Linked DNA regions of Homo sapiens: regions 1 and 3 are each linked to region 2. The links are chromatin contacts, found by Hi-C in ENCODE. All regions are on one chromosome and are shown on one strand. The core of a region is the stretch at or near the end of the contact, and the rest is flanking DNA. Distances in the headings are between cores, read along the strand shown. Region 1 holds the start of LINC02245 (long intergenic non-protein coding RNA 2245). Region 2 overlaps LOC105374769 (a long non-coding RNA gene). Region 3 overlaps SLC1A4 (solute carrier family 1 member 4).

What was found. Hi-C counts contacts between places; a loop is a spot of excess contacts on that map. Pooled maps may share reads with other maps.
Region 1: a map with no recorded cell type shows a loop between it and region 2 (10-fold over the local background). The contact joins the promoter of LINC02245 here to the enhancer-like site in region 2. A Hi-C loop is called at or near these places in 7 of 37 single-sample maps with no recorded cell type and 4 of 50 pooled maps.
Region 3: a loop to region 2 is called in a map with no recorded cell type, with 2.8 times the contacts of the local background. The contact joins two enhancer-like sites. A Hi-C loop is called at or near these places in 2 of 37 single-sample maps with no recorded cell type and 2 of 50 pooled maps.

Annotation. Positions count from the first base shown.
Region 1 is chr2:64,929,914-64,934,308 of GRCh38, reverse strand. LINC02245 (long intergenic non-protein coding RNA 2245) reads left to right here and starts at 1,862. Exons shown (of 3, transcript NR_036586.1): 1 at 1,862-1,964. RefSeq lists enhancers at 1,048-1,197, 1,238-1,307, 1,348-1,487.
Region 2 is chr2:64,325,916-64,330,754 of GRCh38, reverse strand. It overlaps LOC105374769 (a long non-coding RNA gene), which reads left to right. Exons shown (of 3, transcript NR_187908.1): 3 at 88-274. Among named protein-coding and RNA genes, the nearest start is that of MIR4433A, 12 kb to the left of the region's middle. RefSeq lists enhancers at 2,717-2,876, 4,216-4,325. Within about 2 kb of position 3,159, at least 24 of the 41 ENCODE cell types and tissues checked have a DNase peak (open chromatin) inside an H3K27ac peak, as active enhancers do.
Region 3 is chr2:65,014,430-65,018,765 of GRCh38, reverse strand. SLC1A4 (solute carrier family 1 member 4) reads right to left here. Exons shown (of 8, transcript NM_003038.5): 5 at 2,093-2,326; 6 at 501-695; 7 at 87-221. Among named protein-coding and RNA genes, the nearest start is that of LINC02576, 14 kb to the left of the region's middle. RefSeq lists an enhancer at 1,661-1,740. Within about 2 kb of position 1,250, at least 8 of the 41 ENCODE cell types and tissues checked have a DNase peak (open chromatin) inside an H3K27ac peak, as active enhancers do.

The DNA of each region.
Region 1 (4,395 bases), core at 613-3,112, 600 kb before region 2:
GAACAGTCGTCTATCAGCTTGCATGGTATTCTTTCCTTAATGTGACATCTTCATATGAAAAAGCCCTTGTTTTCAGCAGCAACCCAGTTAGGTCTCTTTGGTTATTTTTGCATTGTGTACCTCCCATCACACGTTAGGGTTGGACAAAGATCCAGGAAGCCAGGCTTGGAAGAGAGGCTGTCTGAGTCTTGACCTACCTGCTGCTGCCTGGAGAGGCAGGGCTCCCCTACAACATCCAGCCTGCTCTCCTGGTTGACCAGCACTCCCTGGGAAAGGTTAGTGGCATACACACAGCCCTGGGCAGCAAAGTAGAGACTGAATTGAAACAGATACTAACTAAAATAAGACCTGCCCATTATTGTATCGATCTGTGCTTTTCAGCTTTTTAAAAACAATTTCTTCTTCAGATCGACATACAAGTCTCAAAGGTCATCCCTGACCCAAGGTTCTGATACATGAAGAAGCATCTCTCTTGTCTGTGTGTCCCCACTTGCCATGAGTATTTTTTTTTTTTTTGAGATGGAGTCTTGCTCTGTCACCAGGCTGGAGTGCAGTGGTGCGATCTCGGCTCACTGCAATCTCTGCCTCTCAGGTTCAAGCGATTCCCCTGCCTCAGCCTCTCGAGTAGCTGGGACTATAGGCGTGTGCCACCACACCCAGCTAATTTTTGTATTTTTAGTAGAGTCAGGGTTTCACCATGTTGGCCAGGATGATCTCACTCTCTTGACCTCGTGATCCACCCATCTTGGCCTCCCAAAGGGCTGGGATTATAGGCATGAGCCACTGCAACCAGCCAAGAGTATTTTATTGAATTTTACTTTCTATACTTTTGTCAGAAAATAAAAATTTCCAAATATAAAATTGTTATTATTTATAATTATTAATTATATTAAAATTGAATCTTCCTTTTAAAAACACTCATGTTCCTGTGAACCAGCAAGTACATCACTCCCTTGGGCTAGAGCCCCCAGTTGAGACTCGATGAACTCCAGCAGAGACTCTGACGAAGGAGTGACACAGTGTGTTGGGTCAGAGAGAAATGTGAAGCCCAGCAAACATATGTTCAAATCCAGATGCCACCATTCGGTGAACATGCACCCCGAGCAACTTTCCAGGGCTTACTTTCTTTGTCTATAAAATGGGAACAACAGGTACAGTACCATCTAGTCCATGGGGGTCACCAGAAGAAACTAGAAGATGTAACACACAAGGAACATTTAGAAGCAAGCATGTAACAAACACTCAGCAAATGGCGACTACATTATAACTTGTCCAGCCAAATAGATATGACCAGTGGTAACACGGAACTGAGAATTTTCACAATGTACTATTTTTACATCTTAATTTCTTTGGGCTTCTCTGCTTCCTCTTTTTAAAAAAGCTTACCACCCACTTGTTATTCTGGAGGGGGATGAACATAGATAAAAAGAGAGTTTAAGAACTCTTCATGGAAAGATAGCCAAACCACTAAAATACTATTTCAACAGAGGAGGTCACAGAATGGTGGAATGGTAGATCTGTAGGACTAAAGGAGACCTCAGATTTGTCACTCTTATCTGACTCATGAAACTGAGACCCAGAGAGGTGAAAGGGTGTGCTCGGTCCGGTAGCTGTGTTGCAGACTATGTGAATGGCACCTCTTGGTGTCATGCAATGCATAACAACCACCTGTGCAGCCTCATGGCCCTGCACAACCTCCTGACCACAGCGATGGAATAAAGTGGTCCAGTCAGGGGCATTTTCAGCCTCTGGGGATGTTGATATAGTAACTCCTCCTCTTTTCCCATACCCTGAAAAAATGCAGCCCAAGAAGCTGCCGATGCTCTTACAGCTGTGAGGGGAGGGGCTGCCCGAGGAGAGAGGTAACCTAGAGTTGAGAGATGGAGGAAGAGATACAGAATCTGGATGGCTATGCTCTGATCCTGTAATCCGACTATGCCTGAATGTGGATCTACCTTCCAAAGGTAGGGTGCTTTTCGTTTGTTTGAGCCATCTGGTGTCAGATGTTCTGTCACTTACTACCTTGTTATAATTAATAGAGGAGCTCAAAGAGCTATAAATATCTAAGGAGGAAGAGTTCAGGTTGCAAAGCCTTCCTAGACAAGGTTGCTTCAAAGGAAGGTCTGAAAGGAAGAATGGGAGGCAGGCAGGCTGCAAAGGGAGAGAAAATTCAGGGAAGGAGAAGACCAGGAACAGAGGCCTGAGATATGAGAGCCTGGTACTATGGACTGGATGCTTGTGGCTCCCCCCTTCCCCCTAATCGACTTGTTGAAGCCCAGTCCCCATTGTGATGGCATTAGGTGGTGTGGCCTCTGGAAAGTAATTAGGCCATGAGGGTGAATCCCTCATGAATGGGATTAGTGTCTTCATGAAAAGACAGGAGAGAGCTTGCTTTCTATCCTCTCTGCCATGTGAGGACACAACGAGAGAATGGTCATCTGCAAACGAGGAAGAGGTCCCTTACCAGAGCCGACCATGCTGGCGCCCTGATCTGACTTCCCGGCCTCTAGAACAGTGAGAAATAAATCTCTGTTGTCTAAGCCACCCAGTATATAGTCATTTATAACAGCACAGAGTGACTGAGACACCTGGGGTGGGGGTGTTTGGGGAATCATATTTAATTAAGCCTATTTGGTTAGAGTGTTGGATATCCAAAGCAGGTAACGGGGGTTAGGATTAAAGATGTAGGTTCCTACCAGTCTGTGAGTTTGTTCTTTTGTATTTTGGATAATAATTCAGCAAGAGAGGAGGGATGAGAATGAAAGGAGAGAACTGGTTGCGAGACTATTGGTAATTTTTGAAGTATGAGAGTCCATGGCTTCTAAGGTGACCAACTGTTCTGATTTGCCCGGGACTGAGGAATTTCCCAGGATGTGGGACTTTCAGTGCTAAAACTGAACAGTTCCATGCAAATGGGGATGATTGAACACCCTGAAACATCACCCAAACCATAAAGGAAGATATTGATAGATTTCATTCCATAAAAAATAACATGTGAATGAAAAAACAGAAAATAGTCTGAATGCATCTAAACTGTTTTTCTCTAGAAAAAAATTAAAATAAATGACTATCTCTTTGGGACTCAAGCCATTTAGTGACATTGCCCTTCATTTCCTGATTGCCAGTATCCAACCTCCTTGTGCCTGAACCCCATCAGTACTAGGAGCCCTGTCGCCTATGAATTCCCAAGTTCCTACATCTCACTTTAGCCAAAATCATCCATGTTTGCAGCACTCTCTTGCCTGTCATGGCCCTCCAACCTCCTGGAGCCCTCTGACTCCTCCATTGTTGCTCTTTCTTTCTTCTGTCTTCCTTCTCTAGCTAGTCAAGATCACCTAATCAGTCACTTCAAATAACTTGGTCGATATCATACCCTGTGGTCCTCTGCACTTGGCAAAATTCTGGACTCCAGATCAATTCCACGATCTATTCACCTTCTGCACAAAGGATGTGGAAAAACCGCAGATGAATTCTCAACTGCAGACCAATGCTTCTTTATATTCTTCTCTCCCACTTCCCACACAACTTTGAGCCCCTGCTCTACCACTGAACTAGCTGTGTGATTTGGGGCAAGTTGCTTCATCTCTCTGGGTCACTGTTTTCTCACCCAAAAAGTGAGATGTTGTAAGGAATAACTGAGTTAGTACGCATAAAATGCTAAGCACAGGCAATGGCATGTAATAAGCACCTCATAAATGCTGGCTTTTACTGATGCTAGGATTTTGAATGCACACTTAGAGGGGTTAAGTCAGTGTGTCAGGAAGTAGCAGGTCATAGCATTGTGATGTTTGGCAAATAAATGACACAGGACACTAAACTGTGCAAAATTTTACTTTTGCAAAGATTTAATTCCACATTTCACCAAAGATGATGCTTTGGTCATCAGTCAATGATGAAGGCATCATTGACTAATGATCCCTTATGATCATTAGTCATAAGGGAAATGCAAATTAAAACCACAATATACCACTATGCATATGTTACAATGTCTAAAGTTTAAAAGACTGATCATCCCAAATTTTGGCAAGAATGTGAAGAAACTAGAACTCTCATACCCTGCTAGTGGGAATGGAAAACATTTGAAAGAACAGTTTACTGTTTCTTTTTCATTTTTTGGCACTTTCTTAATATGCTAGATAAACATCTACCGTAAGATCCAACTATTCCACTCCTAGGTATTTACCCAAAAGACGAGAAAGCGTAGGTCCACACAAAGATTTGTACACAAATGCTCACAGCAGCATTATCTATAATGGCCCCAAAACTGGAAACAAGCCAACTGTCCCTTAACAGGGACATGGATGGGTAAACAAATTGCATTGTATTCATACAGTGGACATAGTCCTCAATAACAAAAAGGAATGAAGTATTGATACAACACAACATGGATGAATC
Region 2 (4,839 bases), core at 1,910-4,409:
GCTTGGATTTGTCTGCATGAATATTTTTGCTCACACTAGAAAAAAAATACTGGTGCTATTTTATGACTTCTATGCTTTTCAAACTAGTTTCTCAGAGCTCTCCCAGAGCCAGCATAGGGGCTGCTTACAAAAAGCCCTTGGAAGCTGCTTCACTGTGGAATCCACTCCCGCTCCTTGCTACTGCCTACAGGACAAGCAGCCCTCCTTTTTTGTCCTGCCACTGTCTGGCTGCCCTCTAACCCTCTACTAATTAAAGCCACCATTTGCTATTTGTTTAACGTGATTCATTTCAACCTCAGAACAGCCAAGGCAGTGGATATTGGTAATCTCAACTGATCTTTAGGGAGGTTACAGGACTTACTCAAGATCTTTCAGCTCATAAGCAGAAGTGGGATTTGAACCCAGAGTTATTGAGCTCCAAAAAATTTGTTCATTTCACTACAGTACTCCATCTGCACTGCTAGGGGTAGTGGCTATTGCAGAGGATGCTACAATGTCCAGGAGGTTCCAGGAGGTTCTTGAGGAGACAAAGAACCTCTGAACTAGAGGACTTCTAGCTTGGAGGACACTTCCTGCTCTGGGCCTGTCCCTGTGACTCCAAGGCCTGGCTCGATGCTTGGTGTAAACACCTCCCTCCTCACAGCATCTGCCCTCCCTCAACACAGACATTTCCTCAGCCTACACTTCTCCACCCTTGGAAACCACCCCAGAGGAATAATGAGAGCAAAGAGCAGGGCAGGGAGTTGGCAACTCTGTAGAATGCCAGGAGAATCGTGGATTTGTCTGACTTCTGGGCTTTGGCCTCATCTGGTGGAAAACTGTGAAAATTCCCTACTGGCTCCTCCCTTTCCTTCCCTCCAGGCCCCTCCACCATTCTCCACCAAATAGACACACCTCCAGAAGAAGGTTAAGTAAGGCTACTCTCTGGATGCCTCTGAAACAAAGTGGTTTGCTTAAATGTACAGATTCAGAAATAAAGTTTAAATGGGGCAGCAGGCTGCAGTGGGACCCACACCCTGACCTCCATAAATGGATAAATGTTCAGGCTGCTGGAAGACCATGGAGGTGGTTTGGGGGTATCCGAGGAGCACAGAATTAAGAGACTGGGACTTCAGTCCCCATTCTGTCACTCCTCAGCTCAGTAATTTTGGGCAAAGTCACTTAACTACTGTGAGCATCAGTTTCTTCACTCAGAGAATGAGGACAATGATTCTCTTACCTGTAAGCTAACAGATGAACAAGCGCTCGGTAAAGCCCTGTAAGGGTGTGAGGTACCATACAATGAAGGAACTATGGGCATGCAGGATTTAGCTGAGAGTGCCTTTACTCACTTCGTCCTTTCCCTACCTCTCCCTCTTCCCCAAAAGGAGTCTGTCTCCTATAAAAGGGGTCTTAATACAGACTCACACACACGCACACAGGGTCTTCAGTTCTTGTGGGCTTTTCATTTTTTTTTTCAGAGTTAAATCATCTTGGAAAACAGCTTTTCCAATAAAGACCCAGTGGCCAGGACTGCTGGATGCACTTTCTTTAAAGGTGGCGGGAAACGCAGAAGCAGGAAGGTCCAGGACGGCATCCATCCTGTGCAAGGAGAAGGTCCTAAAAGGCTATTTCCTCTGCTACCAACTAAGAAAGATGGACGTTTGTAGCTGGGCACGGAGGCTAATCATCCGTAATAGTCTGGCAGTGCTAATGCATTCAGGGGAGAGCAATTAATGCCTGTTGGGGAACATCAGGACAGAGCTTAGAGTCTTGCAGCCTCTGGCAAAACCAGTTTGAAAACCTCAGGCTCCATTTCTAGTTTAGGGTGTCTCCACCTGGCTTGGCAAACTCTGTGCCTCTGCAAGAGGGAAGAAATAGCTTCCTAAGTGAGGCTTGGGAGGAACAAAGGCCTCATTAGGATCAATCACTTATTCCAAGTACACATTCCCAAGAATCTCTATTGATGATCTCAGATACAAATGAAGTAGTAATTAAGGATGTAATGCAAATGATCTTCAGCTTAGTAACTCTCTGTAATTGAAATTTACTAAATTAAGTCTGAGATTTTTGAAACTAGGCCTTTAAAAAAAAATTCCCCGGTTATAATTACCCCTTCTCCTCCCTCCTACCCACCCTTCAGTAATGTAATTAGTTTAAAATAAGATCCGTGGTAGGGCTGATGATGCGCTGCCTACTGAAATGCTGGCCTCCTATCAGCAATCCCCAGGGAGTGAAGAGAACAGGGGCTCGCATCAGTCAGAAAGGCCACTGTCGTGTTACCAAATATAGGACAAGGAAACCGGACACAGAGCTTGTGATACCGACTGTGCTGGGCGGGAGAGATTTCTCAGCTCTCCCTTCTGTTTCTTTCCCCTCTGCCCACAGACCTGGGATAAGCTATGGACCATTCAGAGAAAGAAGGGAATAGACTGGAGTAGGAGAGGAATTGGAATGTTTAGGGGGTGCTGAGAAGGCCCCTGACAGGAGAGACAGAGGGCTTGGGCAGATCAGAAACCTGGCTGTTTTCTCAGAGGCCAGAGTGCTAAATCTCCATCAGTAATAGCCCTGCGACTCGTCCAAATCCTGTCCTCTGCCACCTGATAGGACCACCCCTGGCCTTAGCTCATTTCTCCTGATATGCCCCAGCAGAGGGCAATGCCCGCTAAGCTCAGCCTGCCCAGAACCCAAGAGGAGCCGTGTGGGCAGAGAAGGGGCCCCAGCAGGCGCTCCAGCCTCCCCGTTCTTTTCCCCAGTTTGGTTTTTGTCCCAAAGTGGGACAAAGAAAGAGGATTGAACATTGTCCTGGGTATGTTTGATCTTCTAGAAGAGCATATTGGCCTATTTCATTTAATTCAGATGAAAAGACCAGCTTGTCTTTGAGATCACACTCTAATTTCATCAGAGCTGTCATGTGAGAACAGAAGAGAAGCTACCCACAGCCTTCCTCCTTCCCTTCCCCACTCCTCCCCTCGCTCACCCCCACCCTCCCAGCCCACGGCTTCCTGAAACTGTTAGATCAACACAGAAACACCTGAAGCCCATTGACCCTCACAAGGCAAAAGCCAAAGGCTGCCAGGGCCATCTTAAGATGCCGCACGAGAACAGCAGCTCCCTGGCAGGCAGCACAGACCTGAAAGAAAATGCGTTCTCCCACTGGCCCCCAGCCTTTGAAAACTGCGTGTGCGCACGCGCCTGCTTTCTGTCATCCATTCACATCACCACTGTTAGAAACTTCCATAAATGCTCAACTGAAGCGCTTCTGTCAGAGACAAGCAGCAGAGTTGTTTCTGGAGAGCACAGCAGGTGTATGTTCCATTCGCAAATCAGATGGAAAACACAGACAATAGCAATCTTGTCTCTGAATAAGCCCTTGCTTAAAAGTTGCCCTTAGCTAATGTGGGCACGTTGACTGTTGGATCTTGGTGCCCAGTGTAGGGCCTGGCACGTGGTAGGTGCTTGATAAATATTAGCTGAGTGAATAAATGAATGACTCACTCTTCTTCAAAAACTTTCAGGAGCTTCTCAGTGGTATGGAAAAATGACATGATTCTAAAATCTGGTATTGGGGATCCTGCAATCAGATGCCTGCCTGCCTTGCCCGCCTGGTCCCATGTTGCCAGGCTGGAGTGCACTGGGCCGATCTCGGCTCACTGCAACCTCTGCCTCCCGGGTTCAAGCGATTCCCCTGCCTCAGCCTCCTGAGTAGCTGGGACTACAGGCACATGCCACCACACTTGGCTAATTTTTTGTATTTTAGTAGAGATGGGGTTTCACCACGTTAGCCAGGATGGTCGCGATCTCCTGACCTTGTGATCCGCCCGCCTCGGCTTCCCAAAGAGCTGGGATTACAGGCGTGAGCCACCACGCCTGGCCAAGACTCTGCCTTTCTAACAAGTTCCCAGACGATGCTGATGGTGCTGGCCCAGGACCACATCTTGCGCATATCACTCACCCTGCATCCCACCAGCTGGTCAAGGTCCTGCTCAGATGCTACCGTTTTTGTCAACAAAACTGGGCACACTAGCAAAAAATGCACCCCCTCCCCGCCCACTCACCTCACTGCTACACCCCTCTGTGCCTGCCAAGACACTTTGTATCTGAGCTATTTGGCTGTGTCTCCCTGACCTCAGGGGCCTAAAGTTCTCATGCCTTTCCCCGTACCCCACAGAATCTCATTTAGTGCAGCCGGGGACACGCTACCAGCTGGGGCAGATTCCGTTCCATTCACTGGGACCTTAAAGAACTTCAGACTCCTTGATGCAGCACTCAGCCCTGGGGGTCCAAAGATGCATGACGCCCAGAGACTGCCCTTGAGATGAACATCTATTTTCTGGGTTATATTCACTGCTCACTGAGCCCACTCTGCTGTCCTTCCAGCTGCTGGCCTGGGGCATGACTGACCTGAGCAGACCACGGGATGTCCTCCCTGATCTAAACCAGTGGGAGGTTCCTCTCACTAATACACATCTCCAAGTTCTCAGCTTGCCTTGCTGTCTTTGAGACTCAGAAGGGAGGTGTTACTTTCGGTGGTAAGCCACAATATGTAACTCATAGAGGGCATGTAAGAGGCAGGTGAAAGATGTTTTGCAGCCTGTTTAAATGTCAGTGACTAAGACCCAGGGGTGCTCTGAGAACATTCTCACTTCTCAGTTGTGGGCACCTAAAAGGTTACTGTCCACCCAGTTCTCCTGCCACGTGGACTTACGGCATCACGGCCTCACATCCTCATGGGACCAATGGCAAATTATGGAACCTCAACTCAGGCTGCTTAAGTAAAATGGGAACTCTTTGCTCACCTCTGTGGCTTGGCCCAAGGTGACTCAGAATTGAAAAAGAAGCTATAGGAATCTGGGATTT
Region 3 (4,336 bases), core at 1-2,500, 690 kb before region 2:
CTCTGCATGGCCCAGGCCCAGCAGTGCTAAGCTCCTAGGGAACTCAGTGCAGACTCTTTTTGGTGTTCTCAGGACTTGTTACTTACACAATCCAGTCCACAGCCAGGATCAGAGGCAGGTCATGAGTAGGCAGCCCAATGGCCTCCAGGATAATGGCAATGGTGAGGACCCCTCCAGCTGGCACGCCTGCTGCTCCAACACTGGACGCTGTGGCAGTCACTCTAAGGGATGGCAGAGCAGGGCCAGCCATTAACATAGAGCGTGGAGTGGACACAGAGAAATGCAGACCATGCAGCTGCAATGTGGCTGGAAACTAAAAACCGCCCCACCATAGGCTCTGCTGGCTACGCCCTTGAGAGTCAACACACGCTCTTCAAGTAATGAATCCCCACTGTCCTCATTTTATGAGCGAGACACCAAGTTGTGGTGAGATTGGTTTTTCAAAGGAAATCACAAGAAAAGCCTTCAGTTTTGAGCCAGGGAAAGAATGAGGAACTTACAGAATGGTGAAAATCTGTCCTGCGTTGAGCTCTACGTTGTTGAGTTGCGCAATGAACACCGCGGCCACACACTGGAAGATGGCTGCTCCGTCCATGTTCACGGTGGCCCCGATGGGGAGAATAAACCTGCTGATCCTCTTGTCCACACCATTGTTCTCTTCAATGCACTTCATCATAGAGGGAAGGGTCGCTGAGCTAGAAATGGGAAAAACAAACCGCCAGACATGACAACAGTCCGAGGCAGGCTAACATGTGTCTTGTCTCAGACCCCAGAACAGAGCAATTAGCACCATCTTCGTTTCTGGCTTTCTTCTCTTGAAATAAGGGAAAAAACAGAATCACTTTAAAACTTCTGTCACAACATGAGGCTTTGGCAACTCCCAAGATACTTAAAATATGACTGCCTTCATTTACCTATTCTGTCATTTACTTGGATTCACGTGTTCCAAGTTTCTTAAGAACTGCACATTGCCTCCCGGTGCAAAACGTTCCCGAGAGAACAAACAACTAGTTTCTCTACATGTGCATCTCCTCTCTTGAGTGTTCCCCTCCCAAAAGTAAATGGTAAACTATGATTTTTTTTTCTTTTAGGCCAAAACCCAGAAATGGCTCTGTGAGCTTGGAAGAATAACTAAGTAGATAACCATAAGAACAGTACCTGCTCCCTCTAGCTGGCTCTGCGGGCTCTGCAGAGGTTAGTTGGTGCAGCTGAGAAACAGGTTTTTGTCTAGGCCAGAGGAACTTCCTTCCCTAATTTTTTTTTTTTTTTTACTCCCACCTCTGTGTTATATAAATAGCCATCCAGATTGGGAGGAAGTGAGCAGTAGAGGCAAAACTAAATGTGTGAATGAAACGACGTGCTGCCGTCCTTTGAAAGTTTTAACATATTTGGAAAACCCAGTGTTTTTTTTTTTTTTTAAGGTTTTCCAGTGAATGACAGGATGCATCTCTTGTGCCAAATGAGACAATCCCACACTATTGTGGACTCCTAGAGGGCTAAGCATCCATCCCTCACCACGGTGCCTCAGACTCGTTTTCTAATTCACATATCCAGAAAGGGAGAATTGGGCAGGAACCATTCTAGAAACTTCCCTGCAATGCATTTTTGAGTTAGGTGGGCTGCCTTCTTTTACTCAGGGAAAGGTCTTCCTAATTAGGGTGAGGGACCCGCAGCTGGGCTAACTAATGATCTGCTGACCTCTAAGGAGCAAGAGGGAGAAGAGAATGAGGTAACTTCAGTAGAATAGTAAATGAAACAGAAACCCACCCCAGGGGAATACAGAAAAGCTTTGGGGCTGGTCATTTTAAGAAATCATGTGAGGCTTGGTGTGGCTGTGCATGCCTGTAATCACAGCTATTCGGAAGGCCGAGGTGGGAGGATCACTTGAGCCCAGGAGTTCGAGACCAGCCTGGGCAATCACGGGAAGATCCTGTCTCTTAAAGAAGAAAAAACAAAAAAATAACAGAAGACCGATTTAGAGTTTTCCAGGAATTAAAGTATGTCAAGACACTGGTTGTGCATCTACCACTGGGCTCACCTGGTTCCATGTTAACATGGCTCAGAGCAGTGAAGAGACCCAAAACCCACTCACCTGGAGCAGGTAGCAAATGCTGTCGCAAATGGGGCGAGGAGGCCCAGGAGGAATCTGAATGGGTTTTTTCGTGTGAAAACAAAATAAATAAGTGGCAGAACAATTCCTCCATGAATAACATGGCCCAATATAGATGCGAAGATGTATTTCCCCAGGCTGGTCACCAGCACGATGATGTCTTTCATTTCCACGATCTTGCTTCCAACAAGGAACATGATGCCCACAGGTACGTACCTAGGGCACAAGCACAGGGTACTCATCAGTGGGGGATAAAGCTGGGGTGAGAGATGCAGGTCCTTCCTGAGGCAGAATGCAGGGACTTTCAGCCAGGCCGTCTTCATCTCTCCCTAGGATAACCCCGAGGAACCGAAACAGTCAGGGTTATACCATCCCCATTTTACAGCCTGTGAGACTGGGTAAAATGAGGCTGACCACTCACCAAGGGTAACAGAGTCAGGACCAGAACCCAGACGTCTTTCCCCTTGGATACAGTATGTCCTTAACAGAAGGATGCTACCAGTCACAGGGATTCCCAGGAGGAAAGGCAAGGAAATCGAGATCAAAGCCTCCAGGACTGTAAGCCTGACTTTTGGCTTTGCTCAGGCTTGTTCTGAGAACTTAGAAACACAAAAGACTAACACCTATTTCACAGAGTGGCTGTGATAGAAAATTGAGCCAAAGCTAGGACTTTTGTGAAGTTTTAAATTCTTTGTGGCTTAGACAACATGATTCCGTGGGAAAAAGTCATTAACAATGACACTCTGGGAACACGCCTGGAGCGTGAGAGTTTTTTAAAGGCAGGATGGGAAGGAATGGACTGTGGGAGCTACAAAGAACAAAAGTCAGTTGTTTTGAATTAATATAAATTCAGGAAGAATTTTCTAACTGCTGACTTTATTTGTAAATTTTAATTGCGTAGGTAATAATGTCACATAGTTCAAATTTCAAGGGGTACAAAAGAGTGAACAGAGTGAAGTCTCCCTCTCATCTCTCTCCCAAGCACCCAGATTTCCCCTCCCTGGAGACAATGTCACTGGTTTCTTGAGTTTTCTTTCTAGAGATATTCTAAGCAGTAATTATTAATTAAAAACCCGATAGTAATACATGAATACATTCTCCTTTCAAAAAATTAAAACGTAGATGACACCAAAATCCTCTTTAAGTACCATCCTTAAGCCAGGATCCTCCTCAAATAGACACTCCTACCTCCTATGCAATTAGATACATAGGTATGTATTTAAATCTATGTGTTTTTTTCTTTTTCACCCTATATTACATCTTTGAAATCTTTTCATATCAATACATAGAAATCTACCCCATTCATTTTTTAATGTGGTAAAATATACATAAAATTTACCATCTTAACCATTTTTAAGTGTAGAGTTCAGTGGCATGAAGTTCATTCACATTCTTGTGCAACTATCATCACTATCCAAATCCAGAACTTTTCCATCATCCCAAACTTTGAAATCATTAAACATAACAGCCTACTTTCCCCTCCTCACAGTTCCTGAGAATCACTGTTCTACTTCTTGTCTCTCTGAATTTGACTATTCTAGGTACACAAAGGTGGAATCATACAGTGTTTGTCCTTTTGTGTCTAGGTTATTCCACTTATGATGTCTTCGGGCTTCATCCACATTGGAGCATGAGCTAGAATTGTACTCCTTTCTAAGGCTGAATAATATTCTGTTGTATGTCTCTATCTCATTTTGTTTATCCATTCATCCAATGATGGACATTTGGGTTGTTTCCACCTTTACCTCATTGTCTTTAAATATTATCTTCAGAATGGAAATACCATAGGTTATTTTGTCATCGTCCTGTTGGTGGATGTTTAAGTTGTTCCCAGGTTTATCGTTACAAACGACACTGCAAACATACTTTGTGGTAACCACATGCCTTTGTTCTCTAGGTAGAGATGCTAAGAAGTGAACTGCTAAGTTATAGGATGTGCATATTTTAAATTTCAGTAGATACTGCCACTTTGTTCTCCAAAGTGGTTATTCCATATCACATTCCCACCAGCAGTCCAGGAGAATAATCTTCCCTCTGCAACAGTGGTTCTTATCCAGGGATGATTTTGTCTGGAAGACAGTTTGGTTGTCATAACTTTTGGGGCATGGTGCTAGTGGCATCATGCAGGTGGGGGCCAGGATGGTGCTAAACATCCTACAGTCATGAGACAGCCTCCCACAAAGACTGATCAGCCCAAAATGTCAATAGTGTCATGGTTGAGAAACC